Regions from separate parts of the Homo sapiens genome. Here region 1 is linked to region 2. Evidence: chromatin loops called from intact Hi-C (ENCODE). Cell type or tissue: gastrocnemius medialis. All regions are shown on one strand. Links, peaks and the distances in the headings refer to the core of each region. The heading gives the core; the rest is flanking DNA.

Region 1 (10,413 bases), core at 1,104-9,103, 95 kb before region 2:
AAGCCTGGCTACTTTCAGCTGTCATTCATCCTGGGGATGGGGTGGAGTCATAGAGGGGAGCCTGGAGACCCACAGGCCTTTCCTCCCATACTGACTGACCCCAGGACCCCCTAAGCAGGAACATTCTTCTATGGAGTAAAGAGAATGCCATGTTAGCCCTCCTCACCTTGGTCACCAGCTGCTGCTGTCGGTACCATCTCTCAGAGGCCTCTCTGCCCAGTCCTCCCACCCAAATTTCCCTAGACCTGCGGATGAAATGCAGGAGGGGCTGGAAGGGCATTCTTAGGGAGAGGAGTGGGCAGAGAAAGGGAAGGAGAGAAATGTTCAGGTCAGATCATCTTGAGTTCCCACTGAAAGGAAGCTGCAGACCACCAGTCAGCTCAGGAATGCAGAGTCTGCATCCCCTTGGCCCGGGAGGAGGAGCAAGGGTGGGCCAGGCTCCAGTCACATGATGCTGGCCAGCCTGGCCCAGCCCAGGCCCAGCCCCAGCTGACTATCTTTAGCCTGTGGTGACCCAGGTGGCCCAGTGCTCCCACTCTCCCCGCCCAGATGTGGACCCAGCCACCCTCGGGTGGCTGTGGCCACTCCCACTGCTGGTACCAGTCCCTGAAATCTTGCTTCAAAGCTGATCAATAATCAACACAGCTGAAATATATCAGCGGCCACTAAAGCTCCTGGCCTCCAAGTGCCAGCTCCCTAACCCAGCCTTTTCTAAAGAGCACATTTGGTTCTAGTTAGAACAGTAATAATAATCACCTTTTACTGCATAAAGACTAGGTACCAAAAACTGACCTAAGTTGCTGTGTATGATTTTACTTAATTATCTCAAAAAGACACAATTATTCCAGTTGTCCAGAAAATGAAACTGAAGGAAGGGACTCGCCCAAGGTCACAATGTTGAAGAGCAAGATGACTGACTCCTCAGATCTAGTCATAGATCTCAATATAAATTCTCCTCAGGAGGCTTCCTGACTGCCCAATGTAAAGTGCCACAAAACCAGCAACTCTGGATCAAGTTCTAACTCAGTCTACAATTTAAGATCTTCAGGGTACTCACTACCGCCTGAAATGGTTGCATCTGTGTGTATCTCAACTCCACTAGACTGCAATCAATTACTGAGAGCTTACTACAGAGGTGTCCAATCTTTTGCCTTCCCTGAGCCACAATGGAAGAATTAATGTCTTGGGCCACACGTAAAACACACTAACACTAATGATAGCTGATGAACCTAAAAAACAAAAATTGCAAGAAAATCTCAATGTTTTAAGAAAGTACAAATTTGTGTCAGGACGCATTCAAAGCCGTCCTTTGGACAAGCTTGCCTTACAATGTCTTTGCATGATGCCAAAGTTTTTTACATGTAGTAGCTCATTTATTTTTCCGTTTTTTTTTTCCTTTTTTTTGAGACGGAGTCTCACTCTTGTCACCCAGGCTGGAGTGCAATGGCGCCATCTCGGCTCACTGCAAGCTCCGCCTCCCAGGATCACGCCATTCTCCTGCCTCAGCCTCCCGAGTAGCTGGGATTACAGGTGTGTGTCACCATGCCCAGCTAATTTTTTTGTATTTTTAGTAGAGACAGGGTTTCACCATATTAGCCAGGATGGTCTCGATCTCCTGACTCGTGATCCGCCCGCCTCGGCCTCCCAAAGTGCTGGGATTACAGGCGTGAGCCCAGAAGGTAGGTATGATGATGATTCCCAGTTAAACAAATGAGCTATGCACAATCAGCTTGCGGGGCTCCCTTGGGCTTTCCTAGGCCCTGGACTTCAGAAGCCAATCGTCTCAGACAGGTTGCTAGGCACACACAACTACACGCACACCTGACTCCATTACCCTGATGTGGGAGGCTGCCAAGCTCAGAGGTTTTCTTCCTGTCCTTGGTGGTCAGCCACCACCTCAGGTAACACAAACTCATTTTTTTATTTTTTGAGACGGAGTCTCACTCTGTCACCTAGGCTGGAGTGCAGTGGGTGTGGCACAATCTAGGCTCACTGCCACCTCCACCTCCCAAGTTCAAGCAATTCTCCTGCCTCAGCCTCCCGAGTAGCTGGGACTACAGGCGCGAGCCACCAAGCCTGTCTAATTTTTTGTATTTTCAGTAGAGATGGGGTTTCACCATGTTGGCCAGGCTGGTCTTGAACTCCTGACCTCAAGTGATCCACCCGCCTCAGCCTCCCAAGGTACTGGGATTACAGGTATGGGCCACCGTGGCCGGCCCACAAACTCATTTTTATTGTCCTTCCAATCTTAGGGCATCCTTTGTTGGAAGAGGCTTCTGAATCCCCAAAAAATTACTTTGGATTATTCCCATTATTGGAGTGGAGAGGGTGATCCCAGACCAAGTCAGGGCTGGAAAGACTTGAGAATCTCATTGTACATACAGAAAAACTGAGGACCAGGAGAGGCCAAAGTCACCAGTGATTTGCTGTAGAGCTGGCACTGGAACATCAAGTTCTTGTCTCCCAATCTAGAGCTCTTTGGCAAACCAGGAAGCCAATATCTGCTCCTCAACAAAATACACTCTGTGCCCAACTATATCCACTCACAGGGTCAGGGCAGGGCCTTAGGGACCCAAAGTGTCACAGGAACTGTTCCCCAAAATTACCGATACTGTCAAGAAAAACTACTCACATGGAACTGAAACACATGACCACAGGGGAGGGTGCTTTGAAGTGGCTCTGAGAGGGGCCCCATTTCCAATCCCTTTTTTCCTCTTTGAGCCCTGCCAGGGAAGGCTGAATGTCTCAGCTCCCTCTGGAAGACTTAGTGGGCCCTGGAGATCTTTTTCTCACTGTCTGTCTGTCCTGAGAGGCAGGCTGGGCACATTTGGTAGCCTGAAAATTCCACAGCAGTGGGAGGGACTTTCCAGGGAGGGTCATCCCAAAAGCAGATAGGAAGCTGGAGTTCTCGAGTAGCAACTAGTTCCCCCAATCCAGGCCAGCCTGGCCAGGCAGCCTTGCTTCCCAGGAGCTGCTAATTTGCCTCTCTCGGTGAGTTCAGGATGGCCTACAGGCTCCTTCAGTGTCATATGCTACAACCCAACTGGGAAAGAGTTAAGCCCTGGGATGCTATGAACATGGAGACAGGACAGGCTCAGCAGCCAGGGTGCTGCCCCACCTGCAGACTCCCCACCCCTGCACACGGATGCTCTCAAGGCACCAGCACACCCCTTTAGAGAATGTAGAGGGGGGCTGGGCACAGTGGCTCATGCCTGTAATCTCAGCACTTTGGGAGGCCGAGGCAGGCGGATCACCTGAGGTCAGGAGTCCGAGACCAGACTGACCAACATGGAGAAACCCCGTCTCTACTAAAAATACAAAATTAGCCAGGTGTGGTGGCGCATGCCTGTAATCCCAGTTACTCGGGAGGCTTAGGCAGGAGAATCGCTTGAATCCGGGAGGTGGAGGTTGCGGTGAGCCGAGATTGCGCCACTGCACTCCAGTCTGGGCAACAACAGCAAAACTCTATCTCAAAAAAAAAAAAAAAAAAAAGAGAGAATGTAGAGGGGGTCCGACCCCTACCCCAAAGCCACCCTACCAACAATTTACTATGCCACGGAGTTAAGAGACAGGTTAGAGCAGCAGTTAACAGCGTGGACTTTGGAGTCCATTCTTGGATGTACTAACCAAGAGCCATCATCAATTAAGTAACTCACAAGGCCAGGGGCAGATGAGTCAAAACTGAGCAATCTCTCATGTAGCTTGTAACTTGATAGGCATTAACTGGGCCACACATCAATGAGAGCCAAGCAACTAGGTTCATGAGGAGGCAAAATGACAGCTTACCGAGATGATCCCAGGAGTCAGACTTAACCTCTCACTTTCCTGAACTATTAATGGGGTCCATGACAGCTAGCTCACAGGATTAACAGATTAAATGAAGTAATAGTACCATAAATGCATGGTAATTATTTTTCATTTCTTTGGGGCAATTCTTGAACCTGACTGGTGCCCAAAAAAAGGTGGGGTAAGCGGGGAGAGAATATGGTTGCCAGATTTAGCAAATAGCAATTCAGGACACTCTGTTAAATCTAAATTTCAGATAAACAGTAATTTTATAGACTAAATATGTCCCATGCAATACTGGGACATACTTATACTAAATATTTGATTTATCTAAAATTCAAATTTAACTGGGTGTCCCCTGTATTTTTAGTTTGTTAGAACTGGACACCATAGTTAGGAAAGACTATTGCCCCATGTTCCAAACTGAAAGTGGAAGAGTGACCAGAGCCCTGGGCTAGAAGTCAAGAGACTGGTTGACAGTCCTGGCGCAGACACCAGAGCTCTTGCTATGGATGCTTGGCAAGAACTACCCTCCAGTGTCTTCAGTCTCTCTATTCAGAGGCCTGTGGTAGGGGTGGGCAGAATCCTATCATCCACAGTCCTTCCAGTTCTAACATCTTGTGATTTTGTCCTTATACCCATTGATCTCCATAAATGCAGCCGGCTTTCCAGGATAAGCTATTAAGATTTTTGGCATGCATTCGAATTATCATGTGAGGAGCTTGTCAAAACGTAGATTCCTGGGTCCCATCCTTCAGAGATTTTTTGCTCAGCAATGGTGGAGTCAGGAATCTGCTAGGTAATTCTAAGGTAGGTTTTCTCTGTACATACTTAACAGTTATTTTGATGTAACCTAATGAGTTTCAACTGTTAAACTGACAGGGGTACCCAAAACCACAATACCATATTTAATATTTTTAAATCAGAGCTGCACTTTTTTTTTTTTTTTTTTTAGACGGAGTCTCGCTCTGTGGCCCAGGCTAGAGTGCAGCAGCGCGATCTCGGCTCACTGCAAGCTCTAACTCCTGGGTTCACGCCATTCTCCTGCCTCAGCCTCCCGAGTAGCTGGGACTACAGGCGCCCACCACCACGCCCAGCTAATTTTTGTATTTTTAATAGAGACGGGGTTTCACCGTGTTAGCCAGGATGGTCTCGATCTCCTGAACTTGTGATCCGCCTGCCTCGGCCTCCCAAAGTGCTGGGATTACAGGCGTGAGTCACCGCACCCATCCTGCACTTCTTAAACCAGCAGTAAGTATAGTCATGAGCCAAATAATGACATCTCCATCCACAAATATGACAGTTGGTCCCGTAAGATTATAATAGAGCTGCCCTATACCAGTGTGCCACTTTATTATATATATTTTTTTAATTTTTAATTTGTGTAGGTACATAGTAGGTTTACATATTTATGGGGTAGTTGAGATACTTTGATACGGTATAATAATCACATCAGGGTAAATGGGGTATCCATCATCTCCAGCATTTATCCTTTCTTTGTGTTACAAACAATTCAGTTACACTTTGTTATTTTTAAATGTACAATAAATTATTGCTGACTATAGTCAGTGTGCCATTTTAAAAAATCTTTAAAAATATTTTAAGGCTAGTAAAGTGAAGCAGGGGGTATGAAGAAGGAACACTTTTTATTCCATATTTTATACCATATTTTTACAGTACTTTTTCTTTTTGATACAGAGTCTCGCTCTGTCACCCAGGCTGGAGTGCAGTGGCGTGATCTCTGCTCACTGCAACCTCTGTCTCCTGGATTCAGTTGATTCTCCCACCTCAGCCTCCCCAGTAGCTGGGATTACAGGTGTCCGTCACCATGCCCAGCTAATTTTTGCATTTTTTTTTTTTTTTAGCAGAGATGGGGTTTCACCACGTTGGCCAGGCTGCTCTTGAACTCCTGACCTCAGGCGATCTACCCGCCTCAACCTCCCAAAGTGCTGGGAAGTGCTGGGATTACAGGCATGAGCCACCGCGGCCGACCTACAATACTTTTTCTATGTTTAGATACACAAATACTTACCATTGTATTACAACTCCTACAGTATTCAGTATAGGAACATGCTACACAGGTTTGTAGCCCAGGAGCAACAGGCTATACTATACAACCTAAGTCCATAGTACGTTGTGCCATTTGTTTGTGTACGTACACTCTAGGTTCATACGATGACAAAATCAACTAATGACACATTTCTCGGAATGTATCCCTGTTAAGTGACACGAGACTGTACTTGGGTTGTTTTGATATTTATTTTAGATTTATATTCCTTAGTATGTATTAAACACTTAAATTACTTGAAAAGAAAAATAGCAGAGCTGTTCCAAAAGAAATGTTACTAAACTGAGTGACTCCCATTCAGCAGGAGTTCCTGAGCAGAAGGTAGTTTGAAAAACACTCACTTCACATTTGTAGAAACTGTAGATCAGTGAGCTAGCAGGCTTGCAATACCACTTCTGTGGTCTACAGAGCATCTGGGAAGAGGGGCTGGCTTGGGAGAAATGCAGATTCTTGACTCCCTCTATAAACTCCAGAAATTAATTTAAGAAGGTGGGCATAAATTGAACACCTGCAGTTGTATGCTTCCTGTGCAATTGCTCATGGCAGATTAATGTTTAAGAACTGAGCTGCCAATGAGTGAGACTGCCAGGAAGGAACCCAGGTCTCCAAACCCCAGTGCAGGGTCTCACTTGTATAGACAGGACTTAATTGGTTTACAAGAGCAGGTAGTTTCAATTACACACACAAACAGCAGCCAGAAGAGAGGTGCAGGAGGTACTCTCCCTTTACCCACCAGTCTAATCTCCAGCACCAGGAACCAACAGTGATCCAAGAAGCCACATGATGAGTGTCCTGACAGATATGAGGTCACAAGGGATCAGTCTGGGCTGGGGTTTAAGTTTTGTAACAAGCTCCAAAACTTGGCTTTGCCAGAAGAATGAAGGTTCTGAAGGGAATTGTCCACCTGCTTTTGCCTCACAGCCGAACAGCTTCTCTTACCCTAAAAATCTTACTGTTTGCTCACCCAATGCTCTGTCTCTATACAAAATAAAATAAAATAGATACTGGGTCTTGCTATGCCGCCTAGGCTGGTCTTGAATTCCTGGGCTCAAGGGATACTCTCACCTTAACCTCCCAAAGTGCTGGGGTTACAGGAGTTAAGCCACCAAGCCCGGCCATATTTACTTTAAAATACTAATAATAGTAATAATGGCCACCACTTACTAGGCATTTACCTCAGGAAGCCAGGCCTCCTGCCGTGCCCCTTTTGTGCATTTAAGTTTTTTAGTCCTCACAATGGAGGGACTATTATCCCAGTTTTAGAAGACTCAAGGCAGCTAAGTGGTTAGCCGAAGGTTATCCAGTGAGAAGGTATCTGACTCCAAGGATATGAAATCCCAGGCTACCCCAAACCCCTCTCAGCACTGCAGGAAACAAACATTAGGTTCTTGTCCCCAAAAGGCTCCAGATCAAGCCTGTAGGCCCTACAGGGGACTGAGGCCACCAGAATCCACTCCTCTTGAGCCCGTTAGTTCACCTGCCAGGTGGGGATAATGCAACTCAGAAAAGGGAATGATGTGAGTAAAAACAGTCAAGAATCAAAAACACTGTTTATTGCAAAGGCAATGCTCTAGAACCATCTGCAACCTGAAGGCCTGGGCTCCAGCAAGCACCAAAGCCGCAGGGGAGTCGCCTTTTTTTTTTTTTTTTGAGGGAGGGTCTCACTTTGTTACCCAGACTGGAATGCAGTGGCATGATCACAGTTCACTGCAGCTTCGACCTCCCCGGGTTCAGGTGATCCTCCCACCTTAGTCCCCTGAGTAGCTGGGACTATAGGTGCTTGCCACCACACCCAACTAATTTTTGTATTTGAAGTTCTTGTTTTTATTCACTTACGTTTTTTAGATACGAGGTCTCACTCTGTTACCCAGGCTGGAGTGCAGTGGCACAATCCTAGCTCACCGCAGCCTCAAGCTCCTGAACTCACACGATCTTCCTGGATCAGCCACCCAAGTAGCTGTGACTAAATTAGCTGGGACACCCAGCTAATTTTAATTTTTGTAGAGACAGTCTTGCCATCTTGTCCAAGCTAGACTGAAACTCCTAGGCTCAAGTGATCCTCTTGCCCTGGCTTCCCAAAGCGCTGGGATTACAGGTGTGAGCCACTATATCCAGCCCTAGTCCTCTTCTGATCTCCCCCTGGCAGCACCGACCATTCAAAGGGCCTCCTGTTTTTCTTTTTTTCCCTGAAATTACTGAGTTTCAACTGTTTCTTTCCTCAAGGAAACAAAGCCTACAAATCCTAATGCAGGCACTGTGATCCCCCCTGGTGCCACCTGAGAGACTTTGGTCAAAATACAGACTTGGTTTTCTGTAAAAGAAGTGACCAGACGGCTTCTTAGTGACCAAAGCCCTTTTAGATTCTGACCTGCTTCAAGTCTAGGATCTCCAAAGAGCTGGCACCTCAGAGGGGCAATGGCAGTGATGATATGTGGGCAGAAAAGGCCTGGGGCAGGGACAGCAGAGAACATCCCAGAGCAACTACAAGCCCAGCAACAGCCAATAGGGACCTTTACTGCCTCTCCAATCCCACCTCAGAGGAAATGCAAGAGATTAAGTCTTCCCAAAGGTAGTACCAACCCGTTATATCCAAGGGTTTGAGTAATAAGACTAGACCCCAGGAGAAATGAAAAGATGGTGCCTTAGACTCCTCAGCTCTGGCAAATGCCATCTTGAGCAATATCCTACCTCGAGGGAATTTGGCTCCCAGAGTGCAAACCAAGGCACCCCCTCACTCCCTGGAGCAGACCCTCCCCAGCCTGGAGACTTGGCACAGGGCTGCTGGGTGCCATAGCTGCTACTCCCTGCAGTGCAAACAAGCATGGGGCAGGGATGCAGTGATGCAGAGAAAGGCTGGCTTCCCTGGATCCATCCAGTATTTAAACTCCATCCAGTCTTTAAACCCCCAATCATCAGTACTCTGGTCCCTTTCATCTGAGGGCTAACCCAAGTCAGCTGCTCATCCTCAGCCCTCCTCCAAAGGGACGGAGGAGGCCAGCAGCAAGCCAATGGCATATCTAAGAAGCAGCCCAATTTTACAGGCTGAAAAACTGAGGCACCGGTTTAGGTGTGGAGAAACAAAAAAAAAAAAAAATGAAGCCAGGCTTCTACAAATCTCAAACCTGCATGACGTTCTTGTCACAAAGTGGCCTAGTGTGAGGCACTTGTGCCCACACTAGGGGTGCAGGATTGTTGGACAAACCAATTATTTAGAGATTTCTATGTCCCAACCTGACTCAGGCCAACCCATGTCCCCTTCTGCAACTACTCTGGCCCAACTGGTCTTTTTCCCACTGCCTATCCACATTTGTTCTCCCCAAGAGACAGGCCAGTGCTGGCCTGCTTCCATCAGCGGGGTAGGCTGTAGACTTGAGGGTACTCCCAGACAAACCAAGTGGAAGGCCTTTGCCCACCCTCCATTAGTTTCCTCTTTGTACTTCAAGTAGTTCCAAAACCAGGCAGGAAGCTCTCAGAATCTGGCAGATGAGTGGAAAGAACACTGGACTGGGAGTTCAGGGTGCTTGTGTTTTAAATATCCTATCCCTGCGTGGCAGCTCGGTTAAGTATCTTCCCCTATCTGTGCCTGCTTCCCCCAGCACAGTGCTGTGGGGGAACATGCACTTACACATGTGTGCATGTGATTTGTGGCCCAGGCTCAGAGGCCTCAACCCCAGCGTGCCTGCAGAGGGCAGGGAAAGAGTGGAGGGCTCACAGGTAGCAGCTGGGTATGTGCCTTCACAGCCACAGTTCCTTAACCTTTCTCTCAACAGCAAACTGTTACCTTCCTTCCTAAGGTGGCTTTGAGGGTTACAAAAAGATTAAGTCCCCTTGAAAGCCTATGTTTCTAAATGGAAAAAATATATAGCTTACAATACAGTGGATCCCTGCCCCCCTAGCCATAGTTTGTAACCCATGGTCAACTGAGACCCCAAAATACGTGAGTACAGTATAAGATATTCTGAGGTGACAGAAGCCCCCATTCGTACGTTTTCTTAATGAAATCAGCAATAAGCCCTTCCAGTACAAAAACTGGGCGGACTAAACTTCCAGTCATGGAGCCTTCCTTGTTCTTTATCGCAACTCTTCCCTCTTCCCAGTTGTCCCAACAGTAACTCAAAGGATAGAACAGCAAGGTCTTTTAAAAAAAAAAAAAAAAAAAAAAAGGCCAGGTGCGGTGGCTCATGCCTGTAATCCCAGCACTTTGGGAGGCAGGTGGATCACCTGAGGTCAGGAGTTCGAGACCAGACTGACCGACACGGAAAAACCCCGTCTCTACTAAAAATACAAAATTAGCAGGGTGTGGCAGCACATGCCTATAATCCCAGCTACTCCAGAGGCTGAGGCAGGAGAATTGTTTGAACCTGGGAGGCGGAGGTTGTGGTGAGCTGAGATCATGCCATTGCACTCCAGCCCGGGCAACAAGAGCAAAACTCCATCTCAAAAAACAAAACAAAACAAAAGATATTTTGAGAAGGAGACCACATTCACATAACTTTTATTACAATATATTGTTATAATTGTTGTATTTTGTTGTTGTTAATCTCTTACTGCGCCTAATT
Region 2 (10,413 bases), core at 724-8,723:
TAATTAAAAAATTTTTTTTGTTGAGACAGGTTCTCTCGTGTTATCCTGGCTGGTCTTGAACTCCTAGCCTCAAACTTTCCTGCCACCTTCGCCTTCCAAAGCTCTGGCATGAGTGCCCAGCCTCCCAACTTATATATAAATACAGGCCGGGCGCAGTGGCTCACGCCTGTAATCCCAGCACTTTGGGAGGCCGATGCAGGCAGATCACGAGTTCAGGAGATTGAGATCATCCCGGCTAACACGGTGAAACCCCGTCTCCACTAAAAATACAAAAAATTAGCCGAGTGTGGTGGTGGGTGCCTGTAGTCCCAGCTACTAGGGAGGCTGAGGCAGGAGAATGGTGTGAACCCAGGAGGCGGAGCTTGCAGTGAGCCGAGATCACGCCACTGCACTCCGGCCTAGGTGACAGAGTGAGACTCCGTCTCACAAACACACACACACAACACACAAAAGTATAAATACACTGAAAAAAATAAACATAAGGAAATCCACCAACATGTTAACATGTTACATCTGGGTGGGAAGATTACTACAGATTATTATCTTCATCTTTATTTTTCTATGTTCTCCAATTTTTTTTCAAATGCTGCATTATTTTTATAAACAGAAGCAAGCTACAATATTGTAACAGAAATATTGAAGATTATATTTGAAAATATTCAAGGCTAAACAAAAGCAAGTTAGATATCACCTATGTGTCCGCAATCAGAAACCTTTGAGACTAAAATTTAGCCTTTTGGAAGCACCGTCCATCTTCCCCCAGACCCACCCCTGCCTCTTGGCAAAATCACAGCACCATGCTGTGACTGAGGGGTCGGTCTAAGAGAGACAGAGACTGATTTCTCTCTAGGAAAGGCTCATGCAGAGCTCTCTGCTTCCTTGGTTTCCAGAACTTCACCAGCCTTCTTGGCCTGAAGTTCCTTCTTCTGAAGTCAGGCATGGCTCTGCCAAGGGATACTTGGACAGTGATCCATGGGACTGGAGAAGACCCCTGCAATCCCTGCAGTTACCAGGTTACTTAATTAGCTGGCATTTAAGGGTCTGTAGGATCTGAACCAATCTTCCTTACAACTCCCATGTGTGCCAATCAAACAGTCTGTCGGCCATCTCCAAAGCCAGAAAGGGACAGTAATGAGTGAAGAGAGCTGGGTGTGATGCAATTGGGAAAGGTAAGGACTGTGGCAAACTGGAGTAAGCCCACACCTTCAAAACGAACGGCCACTTCTCAGTGCCAGTCTATTGCTACCTGGTGGGACCTTTCGATTTTTCAAGAGAATTGGAAAATCTGGATCTTTATGTGAAATCTCCTGATTTTAAAATAAATATTGGCAGGTAATTCACAAAACATATTTGGCCACTCTGCTGATCACAATTTGTGACTTGTCTTAGGAACACATTGAACTTTTTTCCCTCTGCACCTTTGCTTTTGCTATTCCCAATGCCAAGAACACTCCCCCACCCATCTAAGTCTAATGAACTCCATCTGTTCCGTCAGACCCAGCCAAAACACCACCTCTTCCGGAGCATCCCCGCAGCCAGAAGTGACATCTCCCTCACTGGGGCTGCACCACACATTTAGCTCTGTGCCTGTCTCATCCTATGCCCACAGTTGTTTCAGTAAGAGTCTTAGCTTTCCTGGTACAGAATGAGCTCCTGAAATATCCAGAAAACATTTGTGGAGCACCTGCTATGGTGCAGGAACCGTACTAAGCACTAGTGATACAGCCTAGAACAAGATGGATATGTCTTTGCCTTGATGCAGTACAGTCTAGTGTAGGGGGCAGATTTTAAATAAATAACTCCCTAGATACCTAATCCCAATTGTGATGAGTTTTATGGGGTTAAGAAAGTTTATAAAAGAGACTTAATCCAGGCAAAGGAGGATTAACCGAATCACGAGGTAGCTTGGGGAAGCATTAGCAGTAGGGCTCCCACTTAGGGCTGTACAGTTTACATGCTGCACAAAGCCTGGCAACAGAGCAAGACCCCGTCTCTAAAATTTAAAAAAAAAAAAATTGTAGAGTTGAGGTCTCGCTATGTTGCCCAGCCTGATCTCAAACTCCCGGCCTCAAGTGTTTCTCCCACTTGGCCTCCCAAAGTGTTGGAATTACAGGTGCGAGCCACTGTGCCCGACCCCTTTTTCTAATCTGCACAAAGGCATCGTATAGACTAGCAGAGGCAGCGTTTAGTTCACCCCTATCCAAAGCTGCTTTAAATAAACTTAGAATCTAAGTAGATACGGTGACTTCCCTATGTACATGCAGCCCAAAGAGATGTTCCCTGCTCCCCACTTTCTACGCTAAACCCTTAGACTTCTGAGATCAGGGAAGGCACCCCAAGGAAGTAACATAGGAGCTGAGACTGAAGGATAAGAAGGGGCCAGCCAGCTTGGAATATGAGGAACAGCATGTGCAAGGCCTCTGAGGGGAGAAGGTACCATGGCCAAAGGACCTAATAGGTGGCCGTTGTGGTGGAAGCATGGACAGAGGTAGGAGAGCATTAAGGGGTAGGCTGGGCAGTGACCACCCTGCATGGCTCAGAAGGCCACATTAAGGAGTGCAATTCTTTTTTTTTTTTTTCTGAGATGTTGTCTCACTCTGTCACCCAGGCTGGAGTGCAGTGGCGCGATCTCAGCTCACTGCAACCTCCACCCTCCGGGTTCAAGTGATTCTCCTGCCTCAGCCTCCTTAGTAGCTGGGATTACAGGTGCGCGTCACCATGCCCAGCTAATTTCTGTATTTTCAGTAGAGACGAAGTTTCACCATGTTGGTCAGGCTGGTGTCGAACTGCTGACCTTGTGATCTGCCCACCTCCACCTCACAAAGTGCTGAGATTACAGGCATGAGCCACCGCGCCCAGCCAAGGGGTACAATTCTTATCCTGAAATACCTTCCATATCCCTTCCATATCCCACTCCCTAACCACGTCATTTCTGGGTTTCACTGCCCATGAGAGAGTGCACAATGGTAGAAACTATCTTTACAGAGGGCCTGCCATGAGGCACAGACTGTGCTGGGGTCATACATTCATTCTGCCTTTTTTATGCTCCTAAGGAAGTATTATTTGATTTCAATGGAACAGATGAAAAAATGGAGGCACAGAGAGGATGAGCAGCTGGCCTAAGGTTAGCTGACTGTTAAGGGGTAGGCTGGGATCCACTGTGAAGTCCACTGTGGGACTTCAAACCCCTTCTCTTGGCCGTCATGCAGCAATGGTACCCATGAATAGACCGGAAGCGCAAGGAGTGCACACCCTTGCTACTCAAAGGCAGGAGGGTCTAGGGGCCTGCAACACTGGCATCACCTGGAAGTTTGTCAGAAATGCAGGATCTTGGGTTCGTTCCATCCAGCCCTACTGAATCAGAATCTACAATTTTTTTGTGTGTGTGTGTGAAAGGGTCTCACTGTGTTGCCCAGGCTAGAGTATAGGGGCACAAACACAGCTTACTATAGTCCCCACCTCCTGAGTTCAAGGGATCCTCCTGCCTAAGCCTCCCAAGTAGCTGGCACAGGCCACCACGCCCAACTAATTTTTAATTTTTTTGTAGAGATAGGGATCTCACCATGTTGCCCAGGCTGGTCTCAAATTTCCTGGGCTCAAGCAATTATCCTGCCTTGGCCTCCCAAAGTGCTGGGATTACAGGTGTGAGCCATCGTGCCACGTCAGAATCTACACTTTACAGGAATCATGTACACATTAGGAGCTGAGAAGCACTAGACTAGAGAATAATCCAAGCAAAGTGGCATATTGCCTTTGTAGCCCTTATGCAACAGTGTCTCATAAGCCAGGTTTCCAATGACCCGAAAACAACTTCTTATAACCAAATATACCAGATTGGCCAACTGTTCCATTCATCTATCCACCCTAGTTTTGTCATCTATTTCCACTCCAAGGGAAAGACTGTGAGAAGCTACCATCAACTCCAAAGACGAGGTGCTGTATGCTCCAAATCATCTCCCATTTGAGGTCTACTCTGATCCCCAGATAATTTTCTGGAACACACTTTTCACAAAAGAATTCCCTATGTTAGCCTGCATACCAAAGGAGTCAGAATGGTTTGGTAGAAAAGATTAGTGGGTGAGGAAAAGCAGGGTTCCCCTTCAGCTTTAAGGCCACATGTGACTTTGGGAAATGCCCTACCCTCACTTCCTAATCCCCATGTAAAATATGAATGGGGTGGACTAGACTAGGAATCATTCCATATGAGGCCTGGCAGGAAACACAAAGGAAGTTCAGTGGCCTAGGTGAAACAGTAGGGAGTAGCGGAGACTGTGGCAAACTAGAGGGCGAGCAGGTAGGGAGGGTGCAATGCCCTGACTACACAAAGGTATCCCCACTCAGAAATAGGCTAGAGTTATCATGGGAAATACGTTGACATATATTCTAATTTTTTGAGTTGGGAATCTGATTTTCCAAGAAATGAGTGATGTTTAAGTATTGGCAACTATTAATAGTTAAAACTTCAGAACAAACAAACACAACACTGTGTGAGCCAAATAAATATCAGGTGCCGGCCAGATCTGTCCGTGGGCCGTCAGTTTGACTTGCCTGGCCCAGATGCCACCCTAATGTTAGGTATTAATTTGCATGTGCGGCTGAGAATGCTGCAAAGCGGCTCCTGTAAGGATGGGGGTTGAGGGGTAAGATCTGTGCCTTTCCGGGGCCCGTCGCCCGTCCCCCACCGCGGCCCGGGCCCCTTTCGGTGCCCCCTCCCCAGGCCTCTCCGGGAAAGGGCCCAGACGGTGGTGCCGGGTCGCACGGCGTCGCTTGCTTCACACCCTCCCTACCTGCTCGCCTGCTCTCCCAGCACGGCCGGCAGCGCCGCAGCAGCGATGACTCAGCCTCTGGCGGCGGAGCTGGAGGGAGGCGGAGGGGGCGAGGGGGAGGACGACTGGCAGGGCGGGGTAAAAGGAGGCGGGTGGAATGGAGGGAGGAGGGGAGAAAGAAAGAGGAAAAGGAGAGAGAAGTGGGATGGGGGAGGAGAAAGAGGAAAGGGGGAGAGGAGACGGGGGAGAGGCGGAGGTGGGAGGGGGCAGTTCGAAGCCCCAGCTCCCGCCTCCTCCCGCGGCCGGCTGAGGTTGGGCTGGGCTGGGGGAGGACAGTGGGGGAACAGCGGAGAGGGTAGGGCAGGGGCGGAGAAAGGAGGGTGGCGTGCTGCGCCCCTTCCCCTCCCCCACTTCGAGAGTCCCGTGGGTACACGTGGTTCATTGCCACACCCACGGACCCACCCCTGCCTCTGTGGGATGGGAGGGGCCGGGGAGGGTGCCCGGGAATGCGGCTTCGGACTCTGAACCTTTAGTGAGCGCCTTCCAGCGGAGGCCTGGGGGACTGGGCAGTCAAAAAGGGACAGAGGGGCCGGGCGCGGTGGCTCACGCCTGCAATCCCAGCACTTTGGGAGGCCGAGGCGGCCGGATCACCTGAGGTCAGGAGTTCAAGACCAGCCTGGCCAACATGGCGAAACCCCGTCTCTACTAAAAATACAAAAATTAGCTGGGCGTGGTGGCGCGCGCCTGAAGTCCCAGCTACTTGGGAGGCTGAGGCAGGAGAATCACTTGAACCTGGGAGGCGGAGGCTACAGTGAGGCAAGATCGTGCCACTGCATTCCAGCCTGGGCAACCCTGTCTCAAAAAAAAAAAGGGGGACAGAGAGAGGTGAGGGCTTGCAGGGGAGAAAGCAAATCCACAAGGCGTATCCGCAAGTGGAAATTTAAAGGGAGAAATGAGCCTACTCGATGCATTTTTGCTAGTCTACACAAGTAGCTATAACACAAGGTTGAATTTGGAAGTCACACCAAGGAAGTTTCCTTAGCAATGTTTTGTAATATAAATGATGAATGAATAAAATGTACTATGGGAGTACATCTGTGTGTATAGAAGAGGACAAATGGAATTTTTTTAAATGTCTTTTTGTATGTCTGTTACATATGTGTGTTTGGGTGAATATATAGGAGTGTATGTGTCATTGAATAATGTGTATATATGTATGCCTTATGTATGTAAGCACATTAATAGCTGTATATGAGGTCGTGTGCCAAGAATACATTTCTGTGTATATGGACAGGTGTGTATCTTTATATGCCTAGGTGTTAACTGTATAAGACCTATGGGCTTTCCTGAGTTTGTTTTAAATATGCATATTTATGTGAATTTATGAGTTTGTGAATGTGACAGCATATCCTTGGGGGGTATGTGTGGGGGTTTTTTGTGTGTGCCAGTATTGTATAAATGTGTATGTGTATACGGGACTCCTGTCTGAGATCGTGTTATGCTTGGATATTTGTGTGTGTGCATGTGTATGGTAATACATTTGTGATCAGTCTGTGACCAGGGCTACAGGGCATCTTGAGGTTGCATGTGTGTGTCTGTGTGTATAATTGAGAATGTATGTCTGTTTTTCAGAGTCTTTATGGATATGATTGTGTCTAGCATCTCTGTAGCCACCCTGTCGATCCATTTGTGATAAGGGCTATGTGATTCTTAAGGGTTGGGCTGGTCAAGGCGGCTCCTTGGAGGAAGAGGTTCTTGTGAGGTGGGGACGGTAGACACAGGAAGAAGTTGCATGTGTGCTGGCCCACTGAATAGACCACCCAGAGCAGCCGGAGGCCAGGCAAGCAAAGTAGGCTGAAACAAGACCAGGGAAAGCGCTGAATGCCAGAATGGGTAATCACGGCCTCTTCTGGCATCTTCCGCCCTCTCAAGCGTTGGATCAGTTTCTCTCATGGCCCTTCTCTGGGTCTACCTGGTCAGTGCTCTTCTGCAGAGTGCACATCCTTGGTAATGAACATGGCAACAATGGTGGAGCATTACTATGAGCCTGCCTGCAGAAAGCACTTAACAGGCAATAGGTCAGCTCTGTGAGGCAGAAATTTGGTATCCCCAGTTTTACAGAGGGGGAGCAGGAGATTAAGCCCTGTTGGTGATGCCCCTGTTGGATTCTGAGGCCCCATGCCCTCTCAACCACTATTGACGTTTTGGGCCAGATAATTCAGCGTTGCGGGTGGCTGTCCTGTGCATTGTAGCATAATTAGCAGCATCCCTCGTGTTTACCCAGTAGATGCCAATAGCACCTCCCTCTCCAGATATGCAAACCAAAATGTCTCTAAACATTTCCAGAAGTCCACTGGGGACAAAATCGTCTGAGATTGAGAGCCACAGCACTACACTGTCCTGCCTCCCCTCATGTAAGTGTTTTCTGAGGGGCTGCAACAACTCCACCTTGTCCAGTGTCTTCAGCTGTCCCTCTTCTTTCACGGTGATCTTCATGACCGTGCAGGTAGCCCCTTGTCTTTGCCACAGTCAACAGAAGGCTTACTAGCCGGGCCACCTTTCCTAGCAACTCAACCTCTCTGTCTCCCAGGCACAGAAGGCACAGGGCTTGGGGCCTGATAGACACCTCTATAGCTCTTATTATTATTTGAATCACAGGAGTTCCCTGGGGTCAGAGCCTGGAGGAGAAGTGCCCCGAACCTGCTGACCCTCTCTGGCCCAGAGCTGTGGACACTGCTGGTTCTGTGAGTTTGTTTTCCTGGTTGAGCAAGAACACCACACGATGGTGTTGGGCCAAAACTGGTCCCATTTTATGCTACTATATCTCCACTGCCCAGGCTGGAGTGCACTGGCATGATCACGGCTCATGGCAGCCTTGACTTTCCGGGCTCAAGGGATCCTCCCACCTCAGCCTCCTGAGTAGCTGCTTACTAGGCACATGCCACCATTCCTGGCTAACTTTTGTATTTTTGGTAGAGATGGGGTTTCACCATGTTGCCCAGGCTGGTCTTGAACTCCTGGGCTCAATCTATCTGCCCTCCTCCACCCCACAAAGTGCGAAGGGATTACAGATGTGAGCCACCGTGTCCAGCCATCTTATGCTGTTGCATCTTGGCAAATGAAATGGCCTGGCTTTCCCCTCTGGCAGACCCTGATTTTAATGAGCCAGTGCTGTGTTGTGACCACGGCAGGAATTCAGGAAGGGCAAGGCAGAGCTGTCAGCAGGGCTCTTGGCATGTCCAAACCCAGGCCTCAGCAGGGCGTCCATGCTGCTGCGGGACCCTGCCACTGTAGCAGCTCAGGGTCCTGGGGAGCAGGTGCTAGAGAGTGTGGTGGCTCTACCACACACACAAGAGGTCCAACACTCCCACTACAGAGAAGACAGACAGATGGTGGTGCTCACAGAGGACTCCATGCCACCGCTGTGTCTGCCACTTGGGAAAGTCTCTCCTCTGGACTGTTCCTTTACTGCATGACCTCACTCTGCCCCTTCTGTTCTCCTCAATCCCTGCAGTGTTCCTAGTGTTTACAGGGCCCTTTGCTCCATTCCTCCTGGGATGCTGCAGAGCAAGGTGGTTAAGGGTGAGGGCTCCTATACCTGATTACGTGAGTCTGTGTAATCTTGGGCAAAGCACCTCACCTCTCTGTGCCTCAGCTTCCTCATTTCTAAAATGGGGAAAAGTAAGAGGCCCTGTCTCTCAAGATTAAATGAGATAGTGCATGTAAAGGATGCTAGCCATGTGGTAAGCGCTTACTAAATAGCAGCCATTATTATTATTATTATTATTAGAGACAGAGTCCCACTCTGTTGCCCAGGCTGGAGTGCAGTGGTGTGATATTGGCTCACTGCAACCTCCACTTCCTGGGTTCAAGCGATTCTCCTGCCCCAGCCTCCCAAGTAGCTGGGATTACAGGCGTATGCCACCACACCTGGCTAATTTTTGTTTGTTTGTTTGTTTAGTAGAGACGGGGTTTCACCATGTTGGCTAGGCTGGTCTTGAACTCCTGACCTCAGGTGTTCCGTCCGCCTGGGCCTCCCAGGGTGCTGGGATTACGCATGTGAGCCACCACACACAGCCTAGTAGCTATCATCATTGCTATTCTTTTTTTTTTTTTTGAGACAGGGACTTGCTGTGTCGCTTAGGCTGGAGTGTAGTGGTGTGATCACTGCTCACTGCAGCCTCAACACTCTGGGCTCAAGGGATCCTCCTGCCTCAGCCTCCCAAGTAGCTGGGACTAGAGGCATGTGCCACCATGCCCAGCTAATTTTTTTTTTTTTTAAAGACAGAGTTTCACTCTTGTCGCCCAGGCTGGAGTGCAATGGCACGATCTCAGCTCACCACCACAACCTCTGCCTCCCAGGTTCAAGGGATTCTCCCACCTCAGCCTCCTGAGTAGCTGGGATTACAGGTATGTGCTACCACGCCCAGCTAATTTTGTATTTTTAGTAGAGACGGGGTTTCTCCATGTTGGTCAGGCTGGTCTTGAACTCCTGACCTCAGATGATCCGCCCGCCTCGGCCTCCCAAAGTGCTGGGATTACAGGCATGAGCCACTGCGCCTGGCCAATTTTTTTTTTTTTTTTTTAATTGTTAGTAGAGATGAGGTCTTGCTCTATTGCCCAGGCTGATCTTGAACTCCTGGGCTCAAGTGATCCTCCTGCCTTGATCTCCCAAAGTGCTGGGATTACAGGCATGAGCCACCACGCCTGTCTATTGCTATTATTCTTGAATAACAATAAAAGGAGAATGAGCTCTTACTAATTGCCAAGCAATGTGCTAAACTCTGGACGATCCTTTTCTTGTTTTGTCTCTTCAACAACTCTATGAGGAAAGTGCTATTATTAGCTCCGTAGCTGGGAAGAGGAAGCTCAGGTACAATGGTGTTAAGTAACTTACCCAGGGTGACAGAGCTAAGAAGCAGCAACTCTGAATCTGAACCAGAGTACTGCCACTGTGAAGTCTCACTATCTGCTCCTCTCCACTGAAAGCAGATTTCACCATAGGAAGGAGGAGCTTCTCTTTAGCTGGTTGTCCTGAATAGATGTCAGAGGCCTAGAAGAAGATTGTGTTGAGAGGACAGAACCCCCACATCCCTGACTAGAGCAGAAGGAGGGGTTTGGGCTCAAGGAAGTGAAGTATTTTTTTCTTTTACAGCTATTGATGAAACCACTTAGCACGGTAGGCTGTGGTCTCATGGACGGACTCCAAAAGGTATCACCAAGCGTTTTTGTTTTTTTTTTTTTGAGACGGAGTCTCGCTTTATCACCCAGGCTGGAGTGCAGTGGCTTGATCTCGGCTCCCTGCAGCCTCCTCCTCCCAGGTTCAAGCGATTCTTCTGCCTCAGCCTCCCTAATAGCTGAGATGATAGGCACGCACCACCACGCTCAGCTAATTTTTTGTATTTTTAGCAGAGACAGTGTTTCACCATGTTGCCAGGCTGGTCTCAAACTCCTGACTTCAAGTGATCCACCACCTCGGCCTCCCAAAGTGTTGGGATTAAAGGCATGAGCCACCACGCCTGGCCTTTTTTTGGTTTTGTTGTTGAGACAGGATCTCATTCTGTCACCCAGGCTGGAGTGCAGTGACATGATCTCAGCTCACTGCAGCCTTGACTTCCTAGGCTCAAGCCATCCTCCCACCTCAGCT

The links. Hi-C counts contacts between places; a loop is a spot of excess contacts. Peaks named below come from ENCODE experiments on the same cell type or tissue, not always from the same donor. Only the 100,000 strongest peaks of a DNase experiment are listed, where the experiment ranks them.
Region 1: it touches region 2 in a loop (6-fold over the local background); 4 of 110 quality-filtered maps call a loop at or near these places.

What each region holds. Positions count from the first base shown.
Region 1 is chr5:154,772,585-154,782,997 of GRCh38, reverse strand. All of the region lies in intron 1 of LARP1 (La ribonucleoprotein 1, translational regulator), which reads right to left. Among named protein-coding and RNA genes, the nearest start is that of LARP1, 22 kb to the right of the region's middle. RefSeq lists enhancers at 610-709, 387-1,013, 6,805-7,383. In gastrocnemius medialis, for the core only: no CTCF peak of the experiment used is centred there; DNase peaks (open chromatin) are centred at 3,697, 4,267 and 6,517; H3K4me3 peaks cover 402 bases; H3K27ac peaks cover 7,321 bases.
Region 2 is chr5:154,677,412-154,687,824 of GRCh38, reverse strand. MIR1303 (microRNA 1303) reads right to left here and starts at 2,049; the gene lies at 1,964-2,049. It also overlaps a transcript of LARP1 not described here. RefSeq lists silencers at 4,557-5,036, 5,077-5,276. In gastrocnemius medialis, for the core only: a CTCF peak has its summit at 5,324; DNase peaks (open chromatin) are centred at 4,864 and 5,194; H3K4me3 peaks cover 1,813 bases; H3K27ac peaks cover 7,447 bases.